2 separate regions of the Homo sapiens genome follow, and region 2 is linked to region 1. Evidence: chromatin contacts called from ENCODE Hi-C data. All regions are on one chromosome and are shown on one strand. The core of a region is the stretch at or near the end of the contact, and the rest is flanking DNA. Distances in the headings are between cores, read along the strand shown.

The links. Hi-C counts contacts between places; a loop is a spot of excess contacts on that map. Pooled maps may share reads with other maps.
Region 2: a loop to region 1 is called in a map of CD4-positive, alpha-beta T cell, with 9 times the contacts of the local background. The contact joins the promoter of SREK1 here to the promoter of ZSWIM6 in region 1. A Hi-C loop is called at or near these places in 2 of 168 maps with a recorded cell type or tissue (CD4-positive, alpha-beta T cell and naive thymus-derived CD4-positive, alpha-beta T cell) and 9 of 50 pooled maps.

Annotation. Positions count from the first base shown.
Region 1 is chr5:61,330,868-61,333,597 of GRCh38, reverse strand. ZSWIM6 (zinc finger SWIM-type containing 6) reads right to left here and starts at 1,340. Exons shown (of 14, transcript NM_020928.2): 1 at 650-1,340. The coding sequence starts at 1,325. LOC105378994 (a long non-coding RNA gene) reads left to right here and starts at 1,382. Exons shown (of 2, transcript XR_007058781.1): 1 at 1,382-1,458. RefSeq lists silencers at 446-555, 1,336-1,475, 1,586-1,985, 2,196-2,265, 2,296-2,730 and 1 more and an enhancer at 2,680-2,730.
Region 2 is chr5:66,142,936-66,145,665 of GRCh38, reverse strand. SREK1 (splicing regulatory glutamic acid and lysine rich protein 1) reads right to left here and starts at 1,366. Exons shown (of 12, transcript NM_001077199.3): 1 at 1,129-1,366. The coding sequence starts at 1,289. RefSeq lists enhancers at 626-675, 736-795, 1,056-1,335 and a silencer at 1,516-1,585.

The DNA of each region.
Region 1 (2,730 bases), core at 91-2,590:
ACCCCGGGCGGCCAGTGGAGCTCGCCCGGGCCAGACGCCACAGCGACCCGGGAGCGCCGCGGCCGCTCGCCCGTCGGAGCCCTGGGAGGAGCGGCGGCCGAGCGGCTTTAAGTGTATTCCCCTCCCCTCAAATCGCGTGGGGCGGGGGCCAGAAAGAAAAAGGAGCGAGCGACAGGCAGTGGGAGAGGGGGGGAGCGCCGAGCGGCCGGGCCGCGGCCGGCATTGTCTGCGGCCCGCGCCCCCTCCCCCGCCCCGCACAGCCCCGCCACACACACCCTCGCCGGAGGCCGGCCGTCCGCCCGCGCCTTTGTCCACATCCACCCCCGAAACCGGCGAACAGCCCTCCAGGATGTGCTCCCCGGAGGAGGGCGGGTAGGGGAGCGCGGGCCGGGGGCGCGGAGCCCACGGAGGGGCGCGTCCTGCTGATTCATTTCCCACTCGCGCTGGCCCGTCCGGGGCGACGGGGGGCAGGGAAGGGAGGGAGGAAATGGGCGCTCCGCTCAGGAGGACCGTCCGGGCCAGTGAGGACACCCGCAGGGGTGCGGGCGCGCGCGGAACTAGGGGCTGTCCGCAGGAGAAAGGCGGGCACCCCCCCCCCACCCAGGGACTGACGGACGGACAGACGGCTCGCGGCTGCCCCGTGACTCACCGACTTGCAGGACGTTGTCTACGCAGCCGCTTTCCAACAGCGCGATGCCCCGGCGGAAAGGCAGCCGCGTCTCGTCGCCGCCGTCCGCCGCCCCGGCAGCCCCCACCGACGGGGCCCCGGCCCCCGCGGCGGCGGCGGCGGCGGCGGCGGCGGCGGCAGCGGCGGCGGCGGCCGAGGTTGCGGCCGCCGAGGTTGCGGCCGGGGAAGACGAGGAGCCGCCGCCGCCGCCGCCGCCCGCGCCGCCGCCGCCACCGCTGTCGTCGCCGGGGCCGCCCGCGGCGCCGCCGCCGGTGTTGAAGGACGAGTACATGCAGATCTCCCGCTCGCTGCGGGGGAAGGACCAATAGACTATGCGGCGCTGCACCGGCTCCGGGATGCGCTCAAAGCGCTCCTCCACGCGCTGGAACGGCCACTTCTCCGCCACCCTGCGCGCCGCGATGTCCAGCAGCGACTCGGGGCTCTGGGTCTTGCCCGGCGGCAGCAACCCCAGCGCCGCGCCGCCCCCGCACGCCGCCGCCGCCGCCGCGCCACCCGCCCGCGGGCCTGGCCGACAGGCAGAGCTGTAGCCGCCACCCGCGCCGCCGCCGCCGCCGCTGCTGCCCCCGCCGCCGCCGCCGCCGCCCGGCCGGCAGCAAAGCCGTTTCGCGGGAGGAGGCTGCTGTCCGCGCTCCGCCATGACCGCGCCGCTTCTAACCCGACAGCGGAAGTGCCGGGACCCTATAAACGGCACTAGGAAGCGCGACACGCACACGCCGTCGCGACGCCACGATGCCATCTAGGGCCCGCCGCTCCTTGTATGGGCACAAGAGGTGGGGCCTCCGCTGTGACGCAGAAGCTGGGGCGGGGCTCTGATAGGGGGAACCTAGGGCCGGGGGCGGGGCCTATGCAAATCGCTGGGCTGAAACATAAATAGAGCGCTTGGCGGACACGGGGGTGGCGGGGGCGGGCCGTTTTGGTGCCCGGTGGGTTGTGAGAATGTCAGGCTGCTGTGACGCGGGGGAGGGCGGGGTCAGGCGGGGTTCCCGTGGGAGGGGGCGGGCCGCCGGGCCGGGCCTGAGGTGGGTGGGTCTCTGCGCCCCCTGCCTACCCCACTTCCCCCTCCAGTTCTCAGCTTCTCTTTGAAGTCCGAGAAGTGAGGATGCGCCTCGTGGGTCGCAGCGGGGGAGGAAAGGGGAGAAGAGGGGGTGAGCGAAGGGGAGGGTTCTGAGCTAAATGGAGGGCGGGGCCCACGGGCCGATGCCCCACCCCCCCCGTCCCCCTGCCCTTCGGGGGAAAAGCCTCTGGGCGGAGGAGGCGCTTTCAAAACAAAGAAATGCGGCATGGACCCCGGGGGACGCGGGTGGAGAGGAAGGCGGAGGAGGCGCGGCCAAACCCGAGCGCCTGCCAGCTTCCCCTCCAGCCGGTCCAGGGGAGCTCTCCCCACCACCCGCCGAAGCTGCAGCGGGGAAGGGGGAGGATGGCTGCGTTCGGCGGCGGCTTTCCACTTCACTTTTGCAGACCTGGTGTGGAAGGAGCGCGCCCGCTCTGCTAACCCCGCGTGGCTGCAGTGCGCCCATCCCCGAGCCCCGCGTCCGTTCTGTCTCGGCTGCAGGGCTGTGCCCGAAAACACGCAGAGCGCTCGGAACGTGCCCAGCAGCCGCGCGACCCGCGTCCGGTGCCGGCTGCCACCGTCCCGCCCTCGCTGCCTCAGCCCCTCGGGCCAGGAAACCGACCCGCCCGCTAGAAGTCGAGGAGCTCCGGCCGCCCTTGTCGCCCCCGCGGCCGCGCGGACAAGGCCCCGCTCCAGGCCGGGGTTTCTCCAGCTCGGGGTGGAACGCAGCCCGGGCTGTGGGGTTAGCAGACACACCTTTGTGAGTACACACGCCGCAGGGCGCGCGCAAGCCCCACGGGCTCGCGCACACATCGCCCAGCAGGCGGCAGACGGCGTGCCAGGCGGCGGACGGCGGCTTCGGGCGCACTTGGGTCTGCGGCCCGGCTCCCACCCCGGCACCCGGGTGCGCGGCGCCCGGCTGCGCGGAGTCCAGGCGCTCGGGACGCGCGCCGCGCTCTCAGTCGCCTTGGCGGCGCCCGCAGGGCCAGTC
Region 2 (2,730 bases), core at 117-2,616, 4.8 Mb before region 1:
TACTCTTTCAACTTTTCTGTATGCATGAAATATTCCAAAACAAAAAGCAGAGAAGAAAAACTTAAAAAGTAAATTTTAAATATCCACACAACTTTTATATAGTTATGCAACAGCACTGTTATAACCTGAGATAGAAAACTAAAGAAAAATAGGTCTAAATGCATCACTAGGAAATAAATCAAAATTTTTTTAAAGAAATAAATCTTGGGTAACAATTACCCCTTCCCTCAAAGGATTTTGATATAATGAACAAAAAACGGAGGATCTTAATACTGTAAGATCTACCATTAAAAAAGAAAAAAAGTTTGTGTGCAAGAATGTGAACAACCTACAAACCCCTTGCGAGTTTTCTAAATAATATCGTACGAGGGAAATTTTACCATTCCAAAATACACTATCTGGGAAGTGGCCGCGAGCTGTGAATGCCAGCCAAGATCTGGACTTTAAATGTATACGGGAGGGATAACCCTGCACCGACTTACACTTTTTCTGAAAGCTTTGGGACAGTGTGACCTTTCAGGAGGAAAATTTAATCTGCTGTCAAAAGGGCTAACAGACATGATCTTTGGGAACATGGATGCGCTCGGTTAGATAAACCAAAATGCTAAGTTTGTGCGACCGTCCTGGGAAACAAACACAGCCCCAGTTCCATCTTGTCACCAGCAGCAGGCTTTCTCGTCAGCAAAACGGCCTGACACCAAGGCCTTAAAAACTGGACTGTGGCTCAGGCGCGGTCTCCGCGATTTTCAGAGTGGAAAAACGCTCTGAGACGTTTGCCATGAGGGCTGTTCCGGGCCCACCTGCGGCCATCTTAAGTTCGGGGGGAAATAAGAGGGTGGGGGCACGGAATTCGAAGACCCAGCAGCGAACACAAGTCCCGGAGGCACAGAAAGGGCAACCATTCTAAATCCTTGGTAAGGGCTCCGTGCAGTAGTTAACCCCCCAAATCCGACTAAGGAGAGCAGGACGGCGGAACCCGGGTGCCCTAATCAAATATGGGCACCAAGGTAAGCCGGCGCGATCACGTGACATGCACCGCGCGCCCGCGTCCGCGCTCTCCTCCACGCCTCGGCTCCCGAGGTCTCTATGGCGCCCGCGCCCCTCCCCCAGCCGAGCTCCAGCACTTACTCCGGGGGGTAGAGCCGCAGCTCCTCGATTTCTCCTAGGAAGGAAAAAAGCGTCCGCATCTGCTCGCTGGTCACCGCCGACGACAGATTCGTCACCTGAATCACCGACGTGGGGGTGAGGCCGAAGCCTAAGCCCAAACCGAAGCCGCCGCCGCTGTTCATCCCGATCCCGCTGCCGTTGCCTTCCCGCTCCCCAACGTCTACGACGCGTCAGCGACGGAGCCGGGAAAGCGGAGAACGCGCGGCCGCGAGCGCGCTCCCGCTGGCGAATTCACAGCGCCGGGCAGATCTAGCCGCCCATTTCACAACTCCCCTGCTCCCGGGGCTGCGCGCGCCAGCCGGAAGCGTCGCCCCGGCAACCCGGCGGTTCTCGCGCGGCTGCGGCCTCCAGCTCCCGGGTCCCTGGGGCTGTTGCTGCTCGTTTCACCGCCTGGATTTTTATCGGTGTTTTTGTTTTCCCCAAAAGTCGATGAGAGTCTTGTGCTCATGTCTACCCGGTTCCTTCCGGTCTCGGATTGGGAAACCAAGCGGCCTGGCCTACTGGTGCGGGACTGTAAAGAAGGAATGACTCTTGGACAACACGGAAGAACACTTGACCAAACTATAGGGCAGCCTTATCACATACAGGCAGCACCCCAACTCCAACTATTTTTAAAAGTTGGCAGGCGTCCTAATTGTGAAAAAAACAAAATTTTACAAAATGCGTAGGTTCAGGTTGAATTAAGGAAAGAGGCAGTAAGATGAAGGCTGTGCAGGGGTTGTTTATAACCTGTTTTTAATTCCCTCGTTCCACAGGTGTTGATGTTTATTGAGTGCTATGTCCCAGGCACTATTAGGCAAGGGCACGTAACAGACAGTTAAAGACAGTTCACATAGAACTTGCAACCTAATGAGAGACAACAGTAGTGAGTCCATGGCAGCTGCTCCCAAAATGCCCTCCGCAGATCCCTAAGGGTACCGAGACCTTTTCAGTAAGTTGGCAAGGTCAAAACGATTTTCGTAATAATATTAAGAGTTTCTTGACCTTTTTCACTTTGTTGCCATTTGCACTGGTAACGTAAAAGATTAAACTGCTGACACCTTAGCAGCAATCAAGGCAGTGGCGCCAGTCTTGTACTGGTAGTTGCATTTTGTATTCTTCACATCATACAACATTTAAGGTTTTAAAGTATGCTAGTTTCACTTTAAAAATGTCCTTCACAAATAACTAAAAATTGTATTTTTTTTTCAAATCCATCCTTGCTTACACGTCTTTTAAAGAATATGTGTGAAAAAATGGAAACTACTGCCGCTACATGCCCAAGTGAAATGGTTGTCTCCGGAAAAAGCACTAGTGTAATTCTTTGAATTTTCACCTAAAAATACAAATTTTATTACACTTGTATCCACCAGCTTGAGCTTGACAGCTTGCCAGTACTTAAAGACTTTTCTAGTAAAAGAAGCATTATATTAACAATTTATTTTTGACTATATAATGAAATATGTCAACATTTTTGTGATCTTTACAACTTAGTGGACACCTATTTTTCAAATGGCCAGTGGGTGCCATTACAAAGGCAAAAAGCCTCTGGTATGTGCAAGATAGATTGATGGATTTCAGTGC